Regions from separate parts of the Homo sapiens genome. Here regions 2 and 3 are each linked to region 1. A link is a contact called in ENCODE Hi-C or POLR2A ChIA-PET data. All regions are on one chromosome and are shown on one strand. The core of a region is the stretch at or near the end of the contact, and the rest is flanking DNA. Distances in the headings are between cores, read along the strand shown.

Region 1 (4,279 bases), core at 139-2,638:
GGCTCACTGCAACCTCCATCTCCCAAGTTCACACGATTCTCCTGCCTCAGCCTCCCCAGTAGCTGGGATTACAGGGCCGTGCCACCACCCACGGCAATTTTTTTTTTTTTTAAACGGAGTCTGTCTCCGTCCGGTAGGCTGGTGTGCAGTGGCATGATTTCCGCCCATTGCAACCTCCGCCTCCTGAGTTCAAGCGACTCTCCTGCCTTAGCCTCCCGAGTAGCTGGGATTACAGGCACCCGCCACCACGCCCAGCTAATTTTTGTATTTTTAGTAAAGACGGGGTTCCACCATATTGGCCAGGGTGGTCTCCAACTCCTGGCCTCAGGTGATCTGCCCACCTCAGCCTCCCAAAGTGCCGGGATTACAGGCGTGAGCCACCGCACCCGGCCTAAAAAAAAAAATTGTAACCATGATTCAGTAAAAAAAAAAAAAAAAAAAAAAATGTTAAAATTAGTCTGCGCCTGTAGTCCCAGATTCTCGGGAGGCAAAGGCGGGAGGATCGCTTGAGCCCAGGAGGTCGAGGCTGCAGTGAGCTACGGTCGCGTCACTGCACTCCGGCCTGGGCGAGGGTAAGACCCCCACCAAAAAAAAGTATAGGACTCGGGCAACTGGCTATCTGGAAGACAGACAGCACCCCAGCAGGAGGTGGGGTGTGGAGAAGACCTTGAAAGGCAGGGTGCCTGATAGGGGAGTATGAGAATGGGGAGTATGGGCAGAAAAGCAGGTGGGATCAGACTGGGGGAGCCTTCCCCAAACGTAAAAGGGACGAAGGGGCTTGGGGAAGAGCTCTAGAGTGCCCCCGAGCTCCTTCTAGATCGACGACTCCAGGATGGGTGGGTGTCCGTGCTCCGCCCAACCTGCCCGGGCCCCCGGCAGTGGAGCACGGCGCCACCACACTGGCACTCCGCCGCCCAGAGCCACCCTGGCGCCGCTCGCCCCCGCCGGCGGCACAGAAACGATGGCAGCCACCCAGGTCAGTGAGCGATGGCAGGTGCGGGGCGGGAACCGAGCCCTAAGCTGCAACCAGAACCGAGCACGCACAGAGCGGCGCAGACCGAATTCCCAGATTCTACGCACCGCGGCGCTTCGCGAGGGGAGGGGCAAGCACCGCGGGTTGCCCAGCCTAGGGCGAGGCCAGGTGCGGCGCTCAGGGCGACCCGCGCAAAGCCTGCGGGGATTACGTAATGGCGTAAGGGGCGGGGATGGAGGCGGGGCCGGACTGTTCTCGGGGATACGTAAGGAAACGGGACCAAGGGCGGAGAATCCCGCGATGGGGGCGGGGAGAGGGCGGGGCTCAAGTCGGAACTGGGCGGGGCGGCTGAAGACGGAAATGGGCGGGGCTGCGAGCTAGGGCGGGAGAAGGAGCGCGGGGAGGACGTACCTTGTGAGATGCGAGCCGGCCAACAGCTTGCAAGCATGCTCCGCTGGACCCGAGCCTGGAGGCTCCCGCGTGAGGGACTCGGCCCCCACGGCCCTAGCTTCGCGAGGGTGCCTGTCGCACCCAGCAGCAGCAGCGGCGGCCGAGGGGGCGCCGAGCCGAGGTCAGTCAAGGGCACCGGGCGGGAGGCCATCCTCTGTCCTCCTTTTCCTGCCGGGCCCCGACGGCCCCATCTCCTCCCTTTGGGCCTGTCACCTCCCAGGCCTCTCCCCCAAAGCTCTTTCCCCCTACCCCTTTCCCCGTCTCCGCCGGCTCAGACTCTGACCTCGATCCTTCCCCTGCCAGGCCGCTTCCGCTTTCCTACAGGCTTCTGGACGGGGAGGCAGCCCTCCCGGCCGTCGTCTTTTTGCACGGGCTCTTCGGCAGCAAAACTAACTTCAACTCCATCGCCAAGATCTTGGCCCAGCAGACAGGCCGTAGGGTGAGCTTTCGAGTGGGCGGGGCTCCTTTGGGGCTGGGCGGGAGTGGGCGGGGCCTGAGAGGAGGCGGGGCAGGGGGGGTCCCGCTTCTCACGCTCACTTCCAGATCCCTCACTCTGAGTATGGACCCTGAACGGCAACCCCATTTATTCCCTCACGTTGCCATCTTCATTAATTCATGTTGTAGATCTCCATCGGGGCTGGCCCATGCCTAGGCGCCTGCACCCTTTCCATGAAGGGGCCTGCTTGTTCACTAGGGATGACCGGGAGCTCACCACCTCTTATGGCAGCCCATTCTTCTGTGCTCCTACTGTTGGAAATTCCTGGAGTCTCCTTCCTGGCATTCTCCGAGATTGCCACCCAGCCAGGCCAGCCCTTCAGAGACGTGGTCACAACCCTGGGGCCTGCTCTTCTCTGGCAGAGTGGCCCCAGGTTCTTCATCTGGGCCTCCTAGGTCTGGAAACTGGGCCCTTCCCCTCCACAGGGTGTATCCCCAGGCTCTCCACACCTTTGACCTGCTGTCCCTACAAGCCTTTGGCTGTCTACCCCCAGAATGGGGATATCAACGCAGCCCCGTCTCACCCCACTCCCCAGGTGCTGACGGTGGATGCTCGTAACCACGGTGACAGCCCCCACAGCCCAGACATGAGCTACGAGATCATGAGCCAGGACCTGCAGGACCTTCTGCCCCAGCTGGGCCTGGTGCCCTGCGTCGTCGTTGGCCACAGCATGGGAGGAAAGACAGCCATGCTGCTGGCACTACAGAGGGTGAGCCGCCCATGTCTGGGGCCTCCTCCCATTCAGTATATACCCTGAGGGCCCTGCAGGCAACCTGGGACTCACATGATCGTTGGATGACCAAGTTCAGGCTCCAGGAGCCATGCCTGAGACTCCCTATGTCTGCCTAAGACTGGTCCCAGTTCGGTTCTCTCCCACAGCCAGAGCTGGTGGAACGTCTCATTGCTGTAGATATCAGCCCAGTGGAAAGCACAGGTGTCTCCCACTTTGCAACCTATGTGGCAGCCATGAGGGCCATCAACATCGCAGATGAGCTGCCCCGCTCCCGTGCCCGAAAACTGGCGGATGAACAGCTCAGTTCTGTCATCCAGGTGATACACCCAAGGTGCCCCGGATGGTATTGTAGACCAGGACCTGTCAAGGGAAGAGTGGCACCCCCAGACCGCACAAGGAACCTCCCCCAACTGCTGCACCCCCACAGGACATGGCCGTGCGGCAGCACCTGCTCACTAACCTGGTAGAGGTAGACGGGCGCTTCGTGTGGAGGGTGAACTTGGATGCCCTGACCCAGCACCTAGACAAGATCTTGGCTTTCCCACAGAGGCAGGAGTCCTACCTCGGGCCAACACTCTTTCTCCTTGGTGGAAACTCCCAGTTCGTGCAGTAAGCTAGCCTGGGTAGTAGGAGGGGCATGCTTTACTCGCCCAGGCCCCAGCCTGGGGACCCTACCAGGGGAGGCCTTGGGTGTGGAAGGGGGGTGGCTGAGAGGCCAGAAATACCACCGGGCATATGGGCTCACACAGCTCTCTCCATTTCTCCCCGTTCTGCTTCCACGTGTCTCTTTCACTCCTCCTCATCCCACTTTCACCCGTTTTTGATGGCCGTCGCTGCGATGCACAGTCCCAGCCACCACCCTGAGATTATGCGGCTCTTCCCTCGGGCCCAGATGCAGACGGTGCCGAACGCTGGCCACTGGATCCACGCTGACCGCCCACAGGACTTCATAGCTGCCATCCGAGGCTTCCTGGTCTAAGAGTTGCTGGCAAGAAGATGGCCGGGCGTGGTGGCTCATGCCTGTAATTCCAGCACTTTGGGAGGCTAAGGCGGGAGGATGACTTGAGGCCAGGAGTTGGAGACCAGCCTGGCCAACATGGTGAAACCCTGTCTCTACTAAAAATACAAAAATTAGCCTGGCGTGGTGGTGCACACCTGTAATCCCAGCTACTCTGGAGGCTGAGGCAGGAGAATCACTTGAACCCTGGAGGCAGAGGTTGCAATGAGCCGAGATCACACCACTACACTCCAGCCTAGGCAACAGAGCAAGACTCTGTCTCAAAAAAAACAAAACAAAAAGGAGGCACAAAACCCCAGGCTTCAAGTCTCTGCAGCCTGCTCCACATTTGGGCACAGAAGGACTCAGACAGGCACTGTGTGGGCACGAGGTTTTACAGGGGTGGTCAGACCTCAGGCTTTAATGAATAAAGACACTACTCCCAAAGTCCTGGGCTGAGGTCTGTGTCACCACCAACGTCCCCGACCCAGGGAGAATCTGGATCGGGGGGTGCTGGCAGCTCCAGGGTCCACGTGGGCTCCCCGAGTACCCTTGGCCTCTCTCTGCAGCTGATTCTGGACCTGCTGCCACACCAGCTGCTGCACGTCCTCCTGTGGACAGGAGAGCAGG
Region 2 (4,843 bases), core at 793-3,292, 2.3 Mb before region 1:
CAATCGTGAAGTTCACTTTCTCTCTTTGTATTCATAGAGGTCCTGGGCCTATGTCAAGAAGTGCAAAAACAACATGTGTCCAAATCGGGGATTGGTGAGCCAGCTGCTGGAATGGGAGAAGACTATCCTTGGAGATTCCATCACAAACATCATGGATCCGCTCTACTGATCTTCTCCGAGGCCCACCGAAGGGTACTGAAGAGCCTCACCTGGGGGCATTTTGTGGGTGGAGGGCCAGAGTGTGTATACCCAGGCTTGTCTGGAAGGAGAAGGCCTTTGCTGCCTGAAAGTCTCATGTTAGCCTCCTGTACTGATTCTTCCCAAGTGCCTGTTCACGCCACCTAGCTGATGCGCCCTGCTCAGGTTCACCAAGAACCCGCATCCCTGAGGTGTCGCGGGCCATCCCAACTGCACCCCTGAGGCTGCCTCTGGAAGAGCATCTGGCTGCTAGAGCAGCTGCCCTGCATCCCCCTGGTGACTTAGACCCTTTGGAGGCTGCCTGGGGGTACCCAGAGGTTGCCTGTGTTGGTTCACAGAGGATGTCACAATAGCCACCAATAGGCAGTCCCCTAGTCCCAGAGATACCAAGCCCAGCCTTGTCTAGCCCCCAGGCTCCTAGAATGGGATCACACCCTTGCCTCATCCCCAGCGCTTCCTGCCATCCACCCCTTGAAACAGATTTTCTTTCCCTGCTCCCCACTCATTTCTGCCTGGCTGTGTTCACCAAGGAGAGATTCTCACCCCCTCCCCCATCTCCCTATCCACGTTTCTAGAAATTCCTAAGGTCTTAAAAGTTTTCCTTTTTTTTACCCCCTTTCCTTTTTTTTGGAGGCACGGTCTTGCTGTGTCTCTCAGGCTGGAGTGCAGTGGCGCAATCATGGCTCACTGCAGCCTCAACTTCCCTGGGCTCAAGCGATCCTCCCACCTCAACCTCCTGAGTGAGTAGCTGGGAATGCAGGCATGCACCATCACACCTGGCTAATTTATTTTTATTTTTGTAGAAACAGGGTCTTGCTCTGTTGCCTAGGCTGGTCTCGAACTTCTGGGCTCAAGTGATCCTCCAGCCTCGGCCTCCCCAAAATGCTGGGATTACAGGTGTGGGCCACGGCACCCAGTTGGAAGTTGTTTTCCAAATGCACTTCTCCAAAGCTGGCAGCACCCACAGAACAAACTGGGCATCAGGAGACGGCACAGACTAGGGGACTGGTAGGGGATTAGGATGTCCATCCATGCAGGACCTTCCCCAAGTCCATTCGGCAACCATTCCCTGCCACCGCGTGGGTGGGGCTGGGAACAGAGAGATGAATGCCGTCCCACCACTTAGCGCGCTCTGTGGAGGGATGGGGGTGGGAGGGGGTGGGGGATTCCCCTCAACAGAAGGGCAGGCCTTCAAGGAGGAGTGGGGTTTTGCCAGAGGGGGAACGGCTTTACACACAGCCCTGGCTTTCCTCAGGGTGTGAGTTGGGACAGAGCCCGGGATGGCTGCAGAGCTCCGATTAGGGACCTCCTGGTAGGCAGGACACAGCCGCTGGAAAGTTTTAAGCATGAACATGATGGGGAATCAGCCTTGTGTTTTGGGAAGGGCAGTCCGGTGGCCGCGAGAAGGGACAGTGGAGGTGAGGCAGGGAGAAAGGAGGCCGCTGTAAAAATCCAAGCGAGAGAAGCAGCTCTAACTCCCTTCCCCAAAGAGGCTCAGCTTCCCAAGGACGAAAATGTTGCAAGCAGGTGTCACCTCCCTGCACCTTGGTTTGCTCTCAGCATGACGGGCCAGAGCCCTGCTGGCTGCACCACGCGGCTGGCACAGTCAGTGCAGTCCAGGCCCGGGGGCTGCAGCCGTCCCAGTCCCGGTCCAGGCCGCGAGTCCCGGGGCTAGCAACCGCCCTTGCATACGGCCCCGCCCATACCCCGCCCCTGTCCCGGATTGGCTGGGGTGGGGGGCGTGGCCTTTCCCCATTGGTGCCCGTGGCGGCGCGAGCCCGGAAGCGGACGGGGGCGGTGGCGGAGGAGCCTCGGGTGGGCCGGGGTTGCTGCGCCGTCCTCCACTACTGGCTACTGGCGCTGCAGCCATGCAGCCCCCGCCCCCGGGCCCGCTGGGCGACTGCCTGCGGGACTGGGAGGATCTACAGCAGGACTTCCAGAACATCCAGGTTAGCGCCGCTGCGGACGCCGGGTCGCCCCCGAGCCGCGTCTCGCTGGCTCAGGGTCAAGGGTCGGGCAGCCCTGGGTCAGGCAGTGGGGAGCTAAGGGTCAGGGGTCGGGGCCCTGGCGTCACTGCCAAGGGGGGCGAGGCCCCTGGTCCTGGTGTCCACTGCCACCACCTCCAGTGTCCGGGAACCCCGGCGGGACCCCATCGCGCTGGGCGACCTCGGCTTCCAATGAGGGCCTTGGAAAGGGGCCCAGACCCCGACCCCGTCCCTTCCCAGAAGAGAGCGGCCGCCTGAGTCACACACGGGCGGGCCCAGCCTTGGGTCAGCCACTCAGCAAACGCGCAGCGGGCAGCGCCCGAGAGGCAGCCCAGGTCGGGGGAGCAGCGTTTAGGGGGGTGTCCTCGGCCTGGATGGGGGACGCCCCAGGCAGAGGGATACCGCGCGCCGCCGAGGCCTTTGGAAGGAAAGAGGGGACTTGACAGGCCCATGTGGCTGCATCAAGGAGAACCAGGGGAGGGGTGGGACGGGTGGGAGGGGTGGGCGGGGCTAGGCCCTGCAGGGACGCTCTGGCCTGGCAGAGATCAGAGTCCCTCCGAGGCCAGTGGAAAGCTACGGGAGGAATTGTCTGGACTGAGCTCCCCAGGGCCACCGTGGCTGTTCTGTCCAGAGGCCAGGGAGGAGGAGGCTGTTGGCCTCATCCAGGCAGGGAAGAGGGCGGTGGCTGTGGGTGGGCAGAAGTGGCACGTGCTGGGGTCCGAGGGGGCGTGGTGACCCCTCCTGGGCATGAGAAACAAGATCCAGACAGAGTAGAGCCCTGGCCAGCTGATGGCTTGGTTAGCCCTTGGCCTCTCCTGGACTGGTTCCAACTGCTTCCTGTGGGCATTGAAACCCAGCTGCCCCTGGCCCTGCCAAGGCCCCTGCCATTGGTGCTTCTCCCCAGAGACTGAGCAGACCCAGTCTCCCCGCCTGGCCGCCGCTGTCCTGGCCACAGCCCCTGCTTGGCTCTCCTCACACTGCCCCTTGCCCCATCTCTAGGCTGCGCCTTCTTGAGACTCACCTACCAGGGCAAAGTGCTTGGGGAATCCTTGGGCCAAAGGTGCTAGGGGAAGGGAGTGGGGCTGGCCTTAGAGCAGGAGGCTCTAGGGTTGAAACCTGATGACCTTTAACCTGGGAAGAAGATGTCAGGGATTCCTGAGAACCTGAGCTCCTCCTGTACTGGAAGGCTAGATAGGCAGGAGGAGCTGAGAGGATAGAGGGGTGGCTCTGGGCTGCCTGCTTGGTCCAGGAGGTGGCCCTGGGGGCCTAAGCTCCAGACTCAAGGTAGGAGAAAGAGTCTGTCCTTGTAGGGTGGGGACAACTAGCAGATGGGCTGAGACTAAGAAAACCTTGGCTGGGTGCGGTGGCTTATGCCTGTAATCCCAGCACTTTGGGAGGCCGAGGCAGGCAGATCACCTGAGGTCAGGAGTTCAAGACCAGCCTGGCCAACATGGTGAAACCCTGTCTCTACAAAAATACAAAAATTAGCCAGGCATGATGGCAGGTGCCTGTAATCCTAGCTACTTGGGAGGCTGAGGCAGAAGAATGGTTTGAACCCGGGAGGCGGAGGTTGGAGTGAGCTGAGATCCTGCCATTGCACTTCAGCCTGGGCAACAGAACAAGACTGTCTCAAAACAAAAACAAAAACAAAAACACCTAGTCTGTTTTTGGAGGAGGGGTGCTGTGGGGGTCTCTGGGCTCACAGGAGGACACCCAGGTCCTTGCCTGCCTTGGGGAGACAGCCACCTCATCCCTGGGCAGGCACAGTTCTACCTCCTTTCCCGCTGAGCGAAACCCTCCCAGCAGCCCTGGGGGAGCCTGAGCGCCACGTCCTGCCTGCAGGCTCTGGCTCAGTAGCTCCCCAACTGGCCTGAGCCTCTCCCCTCCGGCCCCCAGGAGACCCATCGGCTCTACCGCCTGAAGCTGGAGGAGCTGACCAAACTTCAGAACAATTGCACCAGCTCCATCACGCGGCAGAAGAAGCGGCTCCAGGAGCTGGCCCTCGCCCTGAAGAAGTTAGGATCCCCTACCCCACCCGCCATGGGCAGAGTGTGGGGTGGGAGGGCTGGCGCTGTGAGACCCTGGGCACCGCCCCTCCCCTCTCTGGGCCCTGTTTGCCCTTCTGCCCCTGTGGGAGTCAGGGAGGACACTTGGGAGTCCTCTTGCCCTGACTGTTTCTGGCCTTACCCGCAGATGCAAACCCTCCCTCCCAGCAGAGGCCGAGGGGGCCGCACAGGAGCTGGAGAACCAGATGAAAGAGCGCCAAGGCCTCTTCTTTGACATGGAGGCCTATTTGCCTAAGAAGAATGGGTGAGGGCCCCCACCGCCACCCCCAGCTCAGTTCACAGCCACTCCTGAAGCCGGGTGCTGCCTCCTCTTGGTCATTATAGTCAGCAAATGTTCCCTGGGCCCAGTACAGGCTGAGCAATGAGGCACAGTGCTGACTTCAGGGGAGACACCTGGCTGAGAGTGACATTTCACTGTGATAGGTGCTTTGTAGCATGGGGAATGAGGTGGCACAGTGAGGGACACCTGACCCAGTCCAGGAGGTCGCAGAAGGCTTCCTGGATTAGGGGATGGGTGGGCTGAGTCTTACAGAATAAAGAGTGGGCCGGGCGTGGTGGCTCTCACCTGTAATCTCAGCACTCTGGGAGATGGAG
Region 3 (4,641 bases), core at 281-2,780, 2.3 Mb before region 1:
TCCTACCAAAACTCAACCTCTCCCTGGACACCCCTGTCCTCTCTTTGGTTGGCTGCCCCTCCCCCACACCTCATCCCTCCTGTCCTGTTTACTCATTCCCTAAGACCTTCATCGCCTCCACCTGTCCTAAGTTTACTCATTCCCTAAGACCTTCATCGCTTCCACCTGTCCTAAGTTTACTCATTCCTGTCCCATATCAAGTGTCACTTCTCACTTATCTTGGTATCCCCTGCAGCACCCAGCATAGTTGTTGGCAAGCACAGGTACTTAATGTACTTATCTGTATACAGCTGGGCCCCCACTTCACCGCAGCGCAAAAGCATTTGGTACATTCAACTTACAATGGGGTTGCCTGTGGGAACCCATTGCAAGTTGAAAATACACAAAGTTAAACTCGCCTTTTGACTTAGGATATTACCAACTTGCGATGGGTATGGGAAGTAGCCATCAATCCAGGAGCATTTGTATTTATTTTTCAAATGAACTGGATGTACAGGAAACTCGAGAACTTCGATGATAAATTTGGATTCCCCTTTAAAATTACCTCCCTCTTGGGCGTCGTAATTAAAAGGCAATGCGAGCACCTCCTGGGTTCTCAAAATTAGGTTTAATTAGATTCACCTGGTAAAAATGCGGACCCCCCCCCCCCCCCCCGCAGTCTTAAGCTTCTTCAATGAACCCAGACGTCTGTTTTTTATTAGCTTTCTGGTGATTCTGACACACTGCAGAGTTTAAGAACCACCATTCTAGAAGATGGCTAAAAATAGCCTAGGCTCCTAGGCTTAAGTGGTCGCGGGCCAAGTCAAGCACTGTTAAGACACCTGGCGGCAGGCTCAGTCCGCCCACAGCAGGAGAGATCCTCCAAAAAGGTTAAGAGGAAGCCGTCTTCAGGTCAGAAGCGCTGAATTCTAATCCTCTGGCCAAATGACTGTAACCCTGGCCCAGTTCTCTAGCCTCGGTTTGTCCATACTATGGAATTAGGAAGTATACGATTTCTTTTATTCACGCACAACTCACACGGATGCTGCAAGGAGATTAGCTACGTCAAAGCAATGGAACGCTGCAGAAAAAAACGTAAGTTTACTTTCAGATGCAGAGCCCTGGTTTCCCAACCTTGAAGGCGTGCAAGCCAAGAGCAGGTCCTCTGGGAAATCTGGGAGACCTGGGGGAACCCTGACAAATGGACCGGCCCTGGAGCGGGACTACCTCGCCCCCTTTTCCCCGGCTTTCTCCCCCGCACCTCCAGGCCAGTGTCAGGGCCTGCCCCGGGCGCCACAGTCTCCAGCCAGTGCCGGGCATCCCTGCGGTCCAGGCTGGCCTGGAGAGGGTCAGAGCTGCCCGCGAACCGGGGACGCACGTGGCCCGGGCCGGGGGGCCTCCGCCTGCAGGCCGCCCCTCGTCTGGCCTACCTGGGCCGAGGTGCTGAAGCTGCGGCGGAGAGCAGCGCTGGCAGGCCGGGCGAGGGCGGAGAGCATGGCTGGAGCGGGAGGGGCACCGACTGGCAGGCACAGGAGCTGGTGACGGGGAAGTGACTCCAACGACCTCCACACTGCCCAGCGCCTGCTCTCTGGGGCCTCGCGAGAGTGACCGGACTTCCGGTCGCGCTCGCCTCCGGGATCTCGTGAGATCACGGCCACTTCCGGGAGTCGGAAAGGAAAGCTGTGGGACCATCCTGGCAACCCCGGTGTTTGGCTGGGTTCTAGCGTAGCCGTCTGTGTGGCCGGTGGGGGACCTGCGGTCGGAGTGGGAGGGCCAGTCTGCACCCAAGAGGTGGAAGAGGACGGGCTTTAGGCTGGAAGCGCCTTAGAGGAGCCATTTTTCCAGGTGGGGCCCCAGGCAGAGGCTCCGACAGGGAGCCTGGCCATAGTCGCGCAGCCGGGGAGGTGGAGCGCGTCCCAGACCCGAGCCCCCGACCTCAGCCAAACCCATTCCTTCTGCCCTTGGAGGCCAGAGGGGACTCTGAGCTCCGGAAAGGTAGGGTCAGGGAGGCTGAGAGTCCTTAGGCGGGGTGGGAGGAAGGGGCCATCTCCTCAGATCCGGGCCGTCGTTTCCCAAGTTGCAGAGACCCTTGGGTTCAGGTTTAGTGACACCACTGCTGATAATGGCGACCTCCAGCCCTGCAAGCTTTAGAGGACCACTATTCTGTGTTCCAGATGAGCAAATAGGTTGTAGGGACAACAACTTCCGTGGTCATACAGTTCCTGTCTTCTCTCGCCTGCCCGGCAGTGCTCTGACGGTCCCACTGTTTCTGCTTTACGAATAAAGACACTGTGGCTGAGGCCAAGTGGATTTGTAGAGTTTACGCAGACAGAAAGTCGAGTAGAATTCCTTGCTCACAATGAGTTTATTACTTAAATGTATGAATTTATTTATTTTTTTGAGACGGAGTCTCTCTAGCCCAGGCTGGAGTGCAGTGGCGCGATCTTGGCTCACTGCAACCTCTGCCTGTCAGGTTCAAGTGGTTCTCCTGCCTCATTCTCCTGAGTAGCTGGGATTAGCGCACCACTACACCTGGCTAATTTTTTGTATTTTTTTTTTAGTAGAGACGGGGTTTCACCACGTTGGTCAGGCTGGTCTCGAACTCCTGACCTCGTGATCCACCCGCCTCGGCCTCCCAAAGTGCTGAGATTACAGGCGTGAGCCACCGCGCCCGGCCTGATACATATTTTTAAAATTAAACAACACCCCCAGGCAAGGTGGCTCATGCCTGTAATCCCAGCACTCTGGGAGGCTGAGGCGGGCCGATCACTTGAGGCCAGGAGTTCATGACCAGCCTGGCTAACATGGTGAAACCCCATCTCTACTAAAAATACAAAAATTAGCCCAGCGTGGTGGTGTACACCTGTAGCCCCAACTACTCCGGAGGCTGAGGCAGGAGAATCGCTTGAACCCGGGAGGTGGAGGGAGGTTGCAGTGAGCCGAGATAACCCCACTGTACTCCAGCTTGGGCGACGGAGAAAGACTCTGTCTCAAAAAAAAAAAAAAAAAAAGCCGGGTGTGGTGGCTTATGCCTGTAATCCCAGCACTTTGGGAGGTCAAGGCGGGCAGATCACCTGAGGTCAGGAGTTTGAGACCAGACTGGCTAATGTGGCGAAACCCCATCTCTACTAAATATACAAAAATTGGCTGGGCATGGTGGCGTGTGCCTGTAGTCCCAGCTACTCAGGAGGCTGAGGCAGGAGAATCCCTTGAACCCAGGAGGTGGAGGTTGCTGTGAGCCAAGATTGTGCCATTGTACTCCATCCTGGGTGATAAGAGCTAAACTCCGGCTCAAAAGCGCGCGCGCGCGCGCGCGCACACACACACACACACACACACACACACACACACACACACACACACACACACACACACACACACAGCAGATAAGCTGAGACATGCTGGAAGAGTAGGTGTTTCTCAATGGAACATTCAACTCCAGAGGAGGGAAAGATCCCTTGCCTTGGAATCAGAATTCTCAAAGGAGGGGCACTAGGGCCTGAGCATTTAACAATGGGAAATGTTTAGACAGGAAAGGAGGAGAAAAAAGGCCAAATAAAATCCTAGCGGGAAAAAATAAGCATAGGCCAGTATTCAGGGGACAGTGAATAGATCATTTATTTTGGAGTGGGGACATTAGGGCAAGCAGTGTCCTTTGTTTATCTTATCACTGACTGCATCTTCTGGTAATTATTTACTCCTCTGTCTTGTAACTGAGAGCACCTCAGAGCCAGGTATTAAGTCTTGCCAGGTACTAAGTCTTTCTTCTGTTTTTTTTGTCCAACATGCGACTGGGCTGAAAGGGCCTCAGTGAATTTGTGGAGAGTTGAGTGGTTTTAGGTACAGCTGGAAACAGCAGGTTGGGAAAAACTAGATTGTGCCGGTCCCATGAATGTTAGCTGAGAAGTTTGTATTTCATTTCTTGGGAAGCAAGTGTTTATCAAAGGTTGTTTATTTATTTGAGATGGAGCCTCACGCTGTTGCCCAGGCTGCAGTGCAGTGGCGCGATCTCGGCTCACTGCAACCTCCACCTCCGGGTTCACGCAGTTCTCCTGCCTCAGCCTCCCAAGTAGCTGGGATTACAGGTGTGCACCACCACACCTGGCTAATTTTTGTATTTTTAGCAGAGACAGGGATTTGTCATGTTGGCCAGGCTGGTCTAGAACTCCTAACCTCAAGTGATCTGCCCGAGTCAGCCTCTCAAAGTGCTGGGATTATAGGCGTGAGCCACTGCACCTGGCCAATCAGGCTTTTGTGACACTGCCAGAACTGTGTTTGAGGAAGATTAGACTGACCTTGTATGCTAAGAATTCCCAGGAAAAAAAAAATGGAGATTGTTTAGGAATCTATTCAGGGAGATTGTTTAGGAATCTATTTTATGGATGACAAAGGTCTGAATTACGGTGGTGGCCATAGAAATGGAGTGGGTAGGGCCAGTGTGGGAGAAGTCTCATGGGAAGAATGGGTAACAGTCTGTGCTCATCTGGGTTTGAGGAGTGAAAGAAAGAGGTGTGGAAAATACATAAAGAGGGAAGTCGGGTTATACAAAGGAGAGGAGAAAAATAAAGGAGGTTATACCAAAGGAGAGGAGAAAAAATAAAGAGTTCCGTTTTAGATGGGCTTAATTGGGAGTTATGCTGAGTTGTCCATATAGACCTTTCA

The links. A loop is a pair of places that touch in the nucleus more often than their neighbours do. ChIA-PET counts read pairs that join two places held with the same protein, here RNA polymerase II (POLR2A). Pooled maps may share reads with other maps.
Region 2: a map of B cell shows a loop between it and region 1 (31-fold over the local background). The contact joins the promoter of TMEM120A here to the promoter of ABHD11 in region 1. A Hi-C loop is called at or near these places in 1 of 168 maps with a recorded cell type or tissue (B cell), 1 of 37 single-sample maps with no recorded cell type and 5 of 50 pooled maps.
Region 3: a map of CD8-positive, alpha-beta T cell shows a loop between it and region 1 (21-fold over the local background). The contact joins the promoter of MDH2 here to the promoter of ABHD11 in region 1. A Hi-C loop is called at or near these places in 1 of 168 maps with a recorded cell type or tissue (CD8-positive, alpha-beta T cell), 1 of 37 single-sample maps with no recorded cell type and 9 of 50 pooled maps. POLR2A ChIA-PET finds 5 or more read pairs at or near these places in 2 of 52 experiments (GM12878 and activated naive CD4-positive, alpha-beta T cell).

The regions. Positions count from the first base shown.
Region 1 is chr7:73,735,911-73,740,189 of GRCh38, reverse strand. It overlaps ABHD11 (abhydrolase domain containing 11), which reads left to right and starts at 1,388. Exons shown (of 6, transcript NM_148912.4): 1 at 1,388-1,544; 2 at 1,727-1,862; 3 at 2,455-2,628; 4 at 2,799-2,969; 5 at 3,080-3,261; 6 at 3,499-4,096. The coding sequence starts at 1,420. The coding sequence ends at 3,631. It also overlaps the pseudogene BICDL3P. RefSeq lists enhancers at 275-931, 932-1,589 and a silencer at 1,268-1,367.
Region 2 is chr7:75,991,794-75,996,636 of GRCh38, reverse strand. It overlaps TMEM120A (transmembrane protein 120A), which reads left to right and starts at 2,042. Exons shown (of 12, transcript NM_031925.3): 1 at 2,042-2,147; 2 at 4,080-4,198; 3 at 4,377-4,493. The coding sequence starts at 2,067. It overlaps STYXL1 (serine/threonine/tyrosine interacting like 1), which reads left to right. Exons shown (of 9, transcript NM_001317785.2): 9 at 38-295. The coding sequence ends at 169. RefSeq lists silencers at 1,801-2,250, 2,261-2,320 and an enhancer at 4,502-4,561.
Region 3 is chr7:76,044,995-76,049,635 of GRCh38, reverse strand. MDH2 (malate dehydrogenase 2) reads right to left here and starts at 1,530. Exons shown (of 9, transcript NM_005918.4): 1 at 1,410-1,530. The coding sequence starts at 1,475. It overlaps STYXL1 (serine/threonine/tyrosine interacting like 1), which reads left to right and starts at 1,636. Exons shown (of 9, transcript NM_001317785.2): 1 at 1,636-1,974. RefSeq lists enhancers at 599-1,380, 1,656-1,735, 1,846-1,935, 1,381-2,163 and a silencer at 1,246-1,405.